Linked DNA regions of Homo sapiens: region 2 is linked to region 1. Evidence: read pairs that join two places in POLR2A ChIA-PET (ENCODE). Cell type or tissue: Panc1. All regions are shown on one strand. Links, peaks and the distances in the headings refer to the core of each region. The heading gives the core; the rest is flanking DNA. Region 1 has its middle 63 kb from the start of MIR190A. Region 2 has its middle 96 kb from the start of TPM1.

Region 1 (5,377 bases), core at 73-5,072:
CAGAACAGTAGTCCAACATAAAGCTAATGCAAGTTTCGCATGACTAGACCACGTTAGAACTTGATATACATCACCGTATTTAATCCTTGCAAGAACTCTCATGGGGAGAAGCCTTATTTCTGTTTTCAGATGAAGACACTGAGGCTTAATGACATACAACGGTTTGCTCAGAGCTCCCAGGGAAGCAGGTGGCCTGACCCCAAAGCTCATTCTCATCCCATTACACCTCCCAGCCTTAGTACATTTTGGAATATTTCCTTATATCCTTTCTTTTGTTAAGCATTTTTATTTTTGATGTGATGTTTGGATTCCAGTTTTTTCTTTTTGAGATGAGGGGGGGTCTCTCTATGTTGCCCAGGCTAGTCTTGAACTCCTGGGCTACTGGAATCCTCCTGCCTCAGCCTCCCGAGTAGCTGGGATTACCGGCATAAACCACTGCGCCCAGCTTCTGGATTCCATATTTTTGAGCACATGAAAAATCCAGTTTTGCTTCCAGCTTTTTTTTCTAAGTAACTTGTGAAAGTTGTCAGAATCAAAGTGGAGTCACTTGTGTTAAAAATCCTGACAAATACAACCAGGAAGGCCATGAAGAAGGGTTCTTATGCACAAATGCCTGATAACAAGATCACAAAAGACTGCAAAAATCACAACCTCGCCCAAAGACCATCACAACCTTACACATAAACACTTCTGTGAGGACAACTGCCCAGCAACTGCCTGTCCAACCTCAGAATGACACCACCTTTGTTATTGATCTTTGCAGGCAAGGATAATTATCTCAAAACAATTATGTCATCCTCCTCATTTTTCCTTTAAAAACCTTTGTCTTCCTTTACCTCTGTGAATGTCGCACAGTTTACTATGGCAAGAGTATTCCATTGCAATACCTGTTCCTGAATTTCCTCTCAGAGTCTGTTATTTAGGCTGACAAACTTGTTAATAGAAGTCGTTTTCCAGTTAGTTTTTAGCCTTTGAGCATTCATTTGCCAGACGACACATGCTCTGAACACTAGGCTTTCAGGGGAGTTCCTTCCAGGTAAAGAGTTTGTCTTGGCAAACTTGACTGTTGATGAAACTTGGTTCAAAGAGCAAATCACTCTCATGAAAGGGAGTCTGGTACTGGGGGAGCAGAAGTTGGGATGGCAGAGTCAAGGGAGGTCAAGATCTCTCCTTTCCCACCACACAGACAGATACAAGCCAATATTTTATATATATATTTACACACACACACACACACACACACAATGTATTTACGTATGTATATACATGTGTGTGTGTGTGTATATATATATATATATATATATTTTTTTTTTTTTTTTTTTTTTGAGACAGTCTCACTCTGTTGCCCAGGCTGGAGTACAGTGGCACAATCTCGACTCATTGCAACCTTCACCTCCTGGGTTCAAGCGATTCTCCTGCCTCATCCTTCCTAGTAGCTAGGATTACAGGCCTGAGCCACCATGCCCAGTTAATTTTTGTATTGTTAGTACAGACGGGGTTTCATCATGTTGACCAGGCTGGTCTTGAACTCCTGACCTCAGGTGATCTGCCCACCTCGGCCTCCCAAAGTGCTGGGATTATAGGTGTGAGCCACCATGCCCAGCCACAAGCCAAAGTATGTTTTAGCAAACCTCCATCCTGATTGCTCATAGGAAGGGACGCTTTTAAGAAATAAGGATTTTTTTTTGAGACAGGATGACATAGGAAATGAAAAGAACGCTCTTTCCACAATGATGTGTAAACCCAGGGGGAGTCGAGGGTCTGCGCTGGGTTGCTGGAAGAAATGCCCCCACCCTCCCTCCACCCTGTGGACTGAGCAGGCAAAGCCTGTGGGAAGCAGAGCAAACAAGACAGACAGAGACGGGGCTGTGAGAGACAATGGCAGGGCTGCAGGGGGCCAGGCAGGCTTGGGGTTCTGACCGCGAGGGCAAAAGCAGAGACCATGTTTGTCTTAGAACTCTCCAAAGCTATGAAAATTCAGGACATTTCCTGAGCCCACATAGTAGAGGTTGACTAATCTCTTTCATAACGTCTGTTTCAGGTTAAAGGGACAAAACCCACTTTCACATCTTTCTGGCTAAGGTCTTGCTTTGGCTTTCTTTGCTTCACAATAGAGTCATTGACCCACGCTGGAGTCTGTGGGTGGGACCACAAACAGGAACATTCACACGACAGAACAAACATTTCTCCGTGCAAACTGGGATCCCTGCACTTTCAACTTAAGGGCTTGCTGATGAACGACCAGGACTTCGGGGTGATTAGCCCCAACCCTCCACCAAATGACTGTGTTTGCTTCCTTTCATATTTTGACCCCGTGCTTTTTGGCTAAAGTATAAAAGAAGAGAAATCTGAAATGTGTTCTCAAACGTTCAAAGCTCCAATTGCTGCAGAAGAGAATTTAAAACAAACCCCCCTTGGACTCTCGGCAGGAGTGGACAGCAGTATCTCTGCTTAGAAGTCTGCAGGTGAAGGACAGGCTGAGCCAGAGGAAATCTGTTTCTCATTAGAATTCTTGGCGGAGCATTTTCAGGCTCATCTGGAAAAGAGATGAGGAGAAGGGCTGCCAGTGAGGTTTGTTTAATAAGCTCTTTTCTCCCCTCACACGTCTGCTGGCTTTCCCGTCCACAGGCCACCTGGGACCAGGTTTTCCAGTCCCTCTGCAGCCCCCTGCATGTGTCTGTATATAATCTGGGTATATGGCTTATAAAGTGGAGAATCCATATAAGGAAAACCCATTTCACTCTCATTTTTCTAAACGTCAAATGAAATTCTCCCTCAGACACTCTCCCTTTCACAGATGCGGTGGATATGAAGGGGAAGAGTCCGTGATAAGGATCCCTTTTATTAATTTGTTCAGTCTTCAAGGTGACAACTTAACCACGGCTTTTATCTGAGCATCACGACATTTGCTTAAAGTAACATCTTCATTTTACAGATGGGGAAAATCAATAACAACAGCAATGAAAATACAAAACCAAACCAAAGCTGAGGCCCAGAGAGAAGAGGTGAACTTACACAGTTTCACAGCCACTGGGAGTCGGAGCTGAGATGAGGAATCTGATTCCTGTCTCCCACAGTGTGCTGGAAATCAGAGCACCCCCCAGACCTCACCACGTTCTCTTTCCTGGATGTGCCAGGTCCTAGGGTAAATGCTGCTTCCGCCCAGAAACCCTCCCCGACCCAAACCCACCCTCAAGTCAGGCCTCCCTGTTGGCGCTCTATGCACGTTTTCTTTGTGGCACTTACCTGATTTTAATCAAGCTTTGTGTAATTATTTGCTTAAAGCTCCCTCTCCAGCAAGACTGTAAGCCCCCTGAGACAGAAACTGTGTCCTGTCTTGTTCATCATTGTATCTACACCACACTGCACAGTGTCTAGTCCATGATGGGCCCAAAAAAAATATATTGTGAAATAAATGAACAAATGAATGAAAAATTGCCCAATGCAGTGGTGAAGGCTGAACATACACCAGCTTCCTTACTTCCTTGGTGAGTTAGCCAGTAAGGGATTTCCCAAGGAAATTTCTACAGATTCTGTTGTTTCTCATTGACATTGGTGTTTTTTTTTTTTTTTTTTTTTTTTTTTTTTGAGACAGAGTCTCGTTCTATCTCCCAGCTCCCAGACTGGAGTGCAGTGGCGCAATCTCGGCTCACTGCAAGCTCCGCCTCCCGGGTTCATGCCATTCTCCTGCCTCAGTCTCCCAAGTAGCTGGGACCACAGGCGCCCACCACCACGCCCAGCTAATTTTTTGTATTTTTAGTAGAGATGGGGTTTCACCATGTTAGCCAGGATGGTCTCGATCTCACGATCTCATGATCCACCCGCCTTGGCCTCCCAAAGTGCTGGGATTACAGGCGTGAGCCACCACACCCGGCCTCATTGACGTTGTATAAAAACCTTTCGCTAAACATTGAGAAACTTCCTAAGGAGTGAGAGACTGAACGACTGTGAATTGTGCAGGATTTCTGCTTTTTGCTGGCCTAAGAACATAAGGGATGAATAGACCAGGAGTGCCAGCAGAAGTTAGTCTATGTCCTGTGGGTGATGTCCTGCTCCCTGTTCCAGCTATGTGTTCTAGGGTATCATCACTGCTTCCTGGGTGAGTGCATGAGGGCATGATTCAGTCTGAGTAATGGGCTAGTTCTTCCTGGCCTTGCCACCAGCCCTGTAGCCTGGGAGAGCACCAATCAAAAGATGGTTGTGGCACATATCATCCAGTTCATATGGGGAAACTGAGGCAAGTGGAGAGGACTGTTCTGGTAGTGGCAGAGCTGGAACGAGAATCCAGGGCTCCTGCCTCTTTGTCTGCTCTTCTCCCCAGCACTGTTCAATCAATCAGCCCTTGGCATGTGCTCAGTGCTGTCTATTCTATTAGGTTGGTGCAAACACAATTACAGTTTTCACTGTTATTTTAAATGGCAAAAACCGCAATTACCCACCTAATAGGTTCTGAAATGGATGTAAAAAGTCTTGAAAATTAAGCACACAAAAATTAAATACACAAAATGAGCATAGAGCATGGTCCCACCTTCCAGGAACTTACAGTTTTGGTGGAGAGTGAAACTAAATTCTTGAAACAATGATCCATGAAAGATTGCAAGTCTAGGTCATTACATGCTATGTTGTGTGCAGGACAGACTCTAAGCACTGAGAATTCTAAGAGGTCATTTGACAATTGTGCACAACTCTATCTTGAGTGCGCCTGTGACAGTGAAGAATTTCTGCACACCAGGAAGACCTGGAGGTCGCAGTGCAGCGGCAAAGGGCACACAGCCTTTGGAGTTAGACCTCCAGGCTCTGCCGCTTCCTGCTCTGTGACCGTGGGCAGGTCCTTGAGCCTCCCTCAGACTTGATCTTCTCTTCTGTAAAATGAGATGAGAAGACAATAGAGATACTTCCTTCGTAAGGTTGTTGTGAGAATTACATTCATGTAACATTTGTCAACTACTATAAGTTGAATTGCAACAAATAGTAGTAATTATCATTAATAAAAATAAAGCTATATGAAGATAAAATGGGTTGTCTTCAGGAGATTGAGCCCCCAGTCACCAATGGTATTTCAACTCTGCCTAGAAATTATAGAAGAAATTCAATTTTAGAAAGGAGTAGCTCCTAGAACCAGATGATATTTAAGGTCTTTCCCAACACTGATCACAAGATGAATTTTGTGGACATTAGCTGGCCCTTGAGAATGCTACATGTTGGCCAAGTGGGAAGCGGGGAAGGGTGTTTCCTAGAAGATGGGAACTGTGTGAGCAGAGGCTTGGAGGAGGTACAGAGCTTGAAGCTATTGTACTCTTATATCCCAGAACTTCATCCCACTTGTGTTTTCTGAACATGTTGTGGAGGGACTCTTTACAGCTTGTAGAGGTCCAGT
Region 2 (5,377 bases), core at 324-5,323, 59 kb after region 1:
TTTCTATATTTATATTCACCCAACTAGAATATAAACTTAACCAGGGCTGGTATTTTTGTCTGCCTTGTTTACCGCTCTATCCCCGGCACCTAGAACAGTGACTAGCACACAATAGGCTCTCACTAGATATTTCCTAAGTAATGAGTGACCAAGCTAGGGAACCACTGACAGGCATTAGGTGGGGGACATACTCAGATTTACAAATTAAAATCACTCTAGCTGCATAGTGTAGACTCACAATGGCTGTTCTCCACTTTTTTCATCATGCCCCATAGTAATACATTCATTTAAATTATGACCGTGGACACACAAAAAAGTCTAACTGAAATAAGTTTCATGAAACAGTAGTTTCACTTTTCACCTTTTGCAATGTTCTGTACTCTATTCTACTCTACTCTTCTATTCTATTCTATCCCAGTCCAGCCTATGCTATTCTATTCTATCCCAGTCCAGCCTATGCTATTCTATTCTATCCCAGTCCAGCCTATGCTATTCTATTCTATCCCAGTCCAGTCTATGCTATTGTGTTCTATCCTAGTCTATGCTATTGTATTCTATCCTAGTCTATGCTATGCTATGCTATGCTATTCTATCCTAGTCTACGCTATAGTATTCTATTGTATCCTAGTCTATGCTAGTCTAGCTATGCTATGGCTACTTCATTGTTTTAAAACATATAGTGGGCCAGGTGCGTGGCTCATGCCTGTAATCTCCGCACTTCAGGAGGCTGAGGCAGGCAGATAATTCGAGGCCAGGAGCTCAAGACCAGCCTGGCCGACATGGCGAAACCCCCTCTCTAATAAAAATATGAAAATTAGCTGGGCATGGTGGCATACGCCTGTAATTCCAGCTACTCAGGAGGCTGAGGCATGAGAATCGCTTGAACCTGGGAGGTGGAGGTTGCAGTGAGCCAAGATCACACCATTGCACTCCAGCCTGGGCAACAGAGCAAGACAAAAAAAAAAAAACAACACAACAACAAAAAACCACAGCCATTGCATATAGGATACCATTTTTATTTTAAAACTAATTTTACATGTGTGCACTTACATATTGGTCAAGGCATAGAAGAGCTCTGAGGCCACACACCACACCGCTGGCCAGCCAGAGAAGCCTGCAGTGTGAGAGCAGAGGTCCCCCAACATTCAGTGGGTGGGCAGTGGGACAGGAGACATGGAGACCTGGGCAGGAATGGATGCAGAGGACCTCGGAGTGTGCAGTGTTGTGGGAACCAGGAGAGCAGAGAGTTTCAAGGTGACCAGCCAGGACATGGAGAGATGAGGAGCCCGGGAAGTGTCTGAGGAGGCAGCAAAGATAAAGTCTGAAGGGCAGGAGGCTGGAAGGCCAAGCCCCACCTGGGGACCTCTGATAAATGGGCTTTTGGGAATAGCTCTCCCAGGTGCCTCACAGCCTCAGAGGCAATCAGGCCTCAGGCAGAAAGGCCAGCTTGCCTCCATTGTCTCCCCTACCTTCCTTCCTTCTCTCTGTATTAAGTCTGTTGTCACTCTGCTAATAATGACATACCCAAGATTGGGTAACTTATAAAGGAAAGAGGTTTAATGGACTCACAGTTCCACATGGCTAGAGAGTCCTCACAATCATGGTGGAAGGCAAAGGAGGAGAAAAGTCAACGTCTTTCATGGCAGCAGGCAAGAGGGCACGTGTGGGGTAACTCTCCTTTATAAAACCATCAGATCTCGTGAGACTTATTCGCTATCATGAGAACAGCACAGAAAAAAAAACCCACCCCATGATTCAATCACCTCCCACCATGTCCCTCCCACAAAACCTGGGGATTATTGTAATTCAAGGTGAGATTTGTGTGGGGACCCAGAGCCAAACCATATCACTCTCCTATCCTCAAGCACCAGCCACCTAAGCAGCCGTGTCTCTCTCTCTCTCTCCCTGTAATGACTTTTGGACATGGGGTCCAAGTGGCCTCAGGACACCCCCAAAGGAAATTTCTTATTAACAAGATTCCCCCATGTGAGCTGGGCAAAGGGTGGGGAGCTGTGGCAACACCCAGGGCCAGACTGTGTGGAAATAAGAAAATGGACAGTTTCACTTTGGGTGGCGAAATATGCACAATTATCTACTCAGCTAGACACAGTCCTCACATGATTCTGGTAATAAAGAGTCTTCCATCAGCCACCCAGAGATGGGGCCCAGCTATGAGACCCCGCCTGAGGACAGAGAGAGGCTGTCTGGGAGGGAGGCGCTGAGATCTTTCCAGATAAGTGTCAGGATCTTGACAGCTTTTTAAAAAATCTTTCAGAGAAGTACAGCCTCTCCAGAATAACAAAGTAGATCGCTTGAGGGCCCATAGCGACAGAAGTAGGAGAGGGAGTGAGAGGGCTTCTGATTGTCAATGGAATAAAAGTGTTTCTATTCTCTGTTCAGCTCAGGAAAGCATCAACTCCAACAACATTCGTGAAGCCCCTGTCACCTACAAAGCAAAACAATCAGGGGCTGAGAGGGATACAGACCAGGCTTCTTCTACCCTGTACAGCACCTTTGTGTGAAATAGAAAAAGTCACCTCTTTCTCTGGGCCAACCCAGACCCTCGCCAGGGAGCAGTGGTCAGGTTACATCAGCTCCCACCAACTCGCCCTCAGCTGGGTGCTCTTGTGCAGTGTCCAACCTAAACAACCATATGCAGCATCCCCAAACACAGAGATGAATATGGCACGGTCTTCAACTCCCAGAAGCTCATAAACTGTTTGGCAAAAAAATGTGTATAACCGGCCAATGAACAAAAGCAGCTTGTGGGAAATGCTAAAACAGAAACGCAAATGGTGGGTCCTGTTGCTAGGAAAGATTCATTCTGACAGGGAAATCTGGGAAGGCTTCCTGAGGAGGTAGAATTTGAGCTGGACCCTGAAATGTTGGCAGACATGAGAGTGGAGAAAGAAGGCACAAGATTTCAAGGTGTCTTCTAGGAAGGGGATGTAGGTTGTTGGGGCTGGAGAAGACAGCCAGGAGAATGGAAAAGGGGCCTAAAGAAGATGTAGGAGTTAAGAATAAGGGTCAAATTGTGGAGCACTTCAAGTGTCTCATTGAGGTATGTGCCCTTGGAGGGAGCCAGAGAAGGTCAGAGTGGAGAACTCCCTCTCCAGCCTGGCATCCTGGGTCTTTCTCAGAAGCGGGGTTGTCGTGGAAGAGGAATTCACACTGTTGCCTTCCAAAGGTACCTCTAGCTGAGGTGTGCAACAGCCAAGGAAGCCCATGAGTCAGGTGTCTGCAGGACATCATGCAGAAGGCAGCTTAAAACATTAGTGCAGACTCATCAACAGGATAAGCAGAGTCTAGAGAGCCCATCCAGGTTTATTTATCAGAGGCAGGCTCAGACAGCCCTGGCCCTACTTACTTGGTGGAGGGGACACACCTGCTCTGCCTGAGGGTCCCAGGAGACATGCACCTTCTACCAAAGGCTGAGAGAAGCAAGCATGTGCTTCAAAATCCAAGAATGCAGCTCAGTCTCATGGCATCACCTGGCCCAAGTAATCCTGGTCACTAAGAGCAGGGTCTTTCTGCCTTGGCATTTCTCAATCCCAAATGACTCAGTACTCCTCATTCTCTGCTCCTACCTTAGACAGGCAAGAATTGCAGAGGAAAAGCTCATAGCCAACTACTTTATTCTCCTGAAAAGTCTCTCCCATGATTTCTCCTACATCTTTGCTACTCAAAGTGTGATCTGCAGACCAGTAGCATCGACATCACCTGGGAGCCTTATGGAAGTGCAGAATCTTGTGCTCTGTCCCAGACCAGTTGAGCCAGAATCTGCATTTTCACAAACCCCCAGGCAATTTGTATATGTTGTATATGTTGAACTCAGAGAAGCCTGTCTTATACCATATTCTTTCCTGCTCTTCTCATAACACCCTAGCTACTCCTTCTCAGTCTTCCTTGAGGACATCTTTACCTGCCCCTTTTAATGCTGGGAGGCTCTCTGCTCTCTTCCTTCTGCTTCTGCCCCTCTTCCTGGGTCATCTCAGCAACTACCATGGCTTCCAATATCATCTGCCTCTCATGGACTCCCCAGTTTATATAAACAACACAGACCACTTTTCTGGGTGCCTGACTCATAGATCCAAACACCTATGAGATGGTTCCAACACACTCTTCAAATTTCACATGCCCATGCCGAATTCATCATCTCTCCTCCAGCCTTGCAGCCTCATCTTCCGTGTTCTCTAGGTCACCCAGGCACCCATCCAGGGACTCATCCCAGCCTCCTGTCTCATCCTTAACCCCTGGGTTATTCTGCTATTAAGTCCTACTTCCTAAACAGTTTTCGATCCTGGCCCCCTCCCCCTCTATCCTCACTGCCACTGTAATATAGTCTGAATATTTGTCCCCACCTACATCTCATGTTGAAATGTGATTTCCAGTATTGGAGGTGGGACCTGATGGGAGGTGATTGTATCGTGGGGATGGTTTAGCACCATCCTCTTGGTACTGTCCTTGTGATAATTGAGTGAGTCCTCACAAGATCTGGTCACTTAAAAGTGTGTGGCACCTCCCCGCCACACCATGCTCTCTTTCTTGCTTCCATTCTCGCCGTGTGGTGGGCCTGCTCCCTCTTTGCCTTCTGCCATGCTTAGAAGCTTCCTGAGGCCCCCCTAGAAACATATGCTGCTGTGCCTCCTGTACAGCCTGCAGAACCATGAACCAATTAAACCCCTTTTCTTATAAATTACCTAGTCTCAGGTATTTCTCTAGGCAGCCTAGTACACACTGCCTCCACTCAGGTTGTTATCGTCCCTCTCCCAAGTTCTGCTACACGCTGACCAACTTGCCAGCACCACTATCCTCCAAGCAGCAACTCTGCCATCCGGGCTGAAGGAGGCTCTGCCATCTTGTAGCTACTGGCACTGGAACACACGGTCTCCTTGGTTGCTGCAAGGAAAGTGAATGCTGGAATATTTTGCACCAACGAAGGACACAAACCACTGGAAGAACTAACCACATGTCTCCATCTAACTGCAAGGGGTGAGGGGTGTAGGGAAGGGTGAACCTCCTATGTCACAGTCTGGAGGGAGGGAACAACTGAACATGGGTGAATACCAGAAACCTCTACCAATCATTCTCCTCTGCTGCTTTATCTCCTCTAGCCCTTATCATCTGATGTACCGTGCATTTGTTTGTTTACATACTTCTGTCCTACTTCCCCCAACCTATAGAGAATCTAAGCTTTCTGAGGGCAGATAATTCATTTTGTTTATTGCATTGCTGTATTTCTACAGCAATTGTAGTATTCTGCAACAGGGTCTGGCACTTAGTAATCACTCAAATATTTGATGAGTGCCTTATTAATAAAATGAAAAAATGAATGGTCTGGGCTGTATGTGTTTACTGGGACAAAGGTAGGGCCAAT

The links. ChIA-PET counts read pairs that join two places held together with the same protein. Peaks named below come from ENCODE experiments on the same cell type or tissue, not always from the same donor. Only the 100,000 strongest peaks of a DNase experiment are listed, where the experiment ranks them.
Region 2: POLR2A ChIA-PET joins it to region 1 with 7 read pairs; 6 of 35 experiments call an interaction of 5 or more read pairs at or near these places.

Annotation. Positions count from the first base shown.
Region 1 is chr15:62,884,730-62,890,106 of GRCh38, forward strand. No RefSeq gene overlaps it. Among named protein-coding and RNA genes, the nearest start is that of MIR190A, 63 kb to the left of the region's middle. In Panc1, for the core only: no CTCF peak of the experiment used is centred there; no DNase peak of the experiment used is centred there; H3K4me3 peaks cover 834 bases; H3K27ac peaks cover 4,108 bases.
Region 2 is chr15:62,943,899-62,949,275 of GRCh38, forward strand. No RefSeq gene overlaps it. Among named protein-coding and RNA genes, the nearest start is that of TPM1, 96 kb to the right of the region's middle. In Panc1, for the core only: no CTCF peak of the experiment used is centred there; no DNase peak of the experiment used is centred there; H3K27ac peaks cover 463 bases.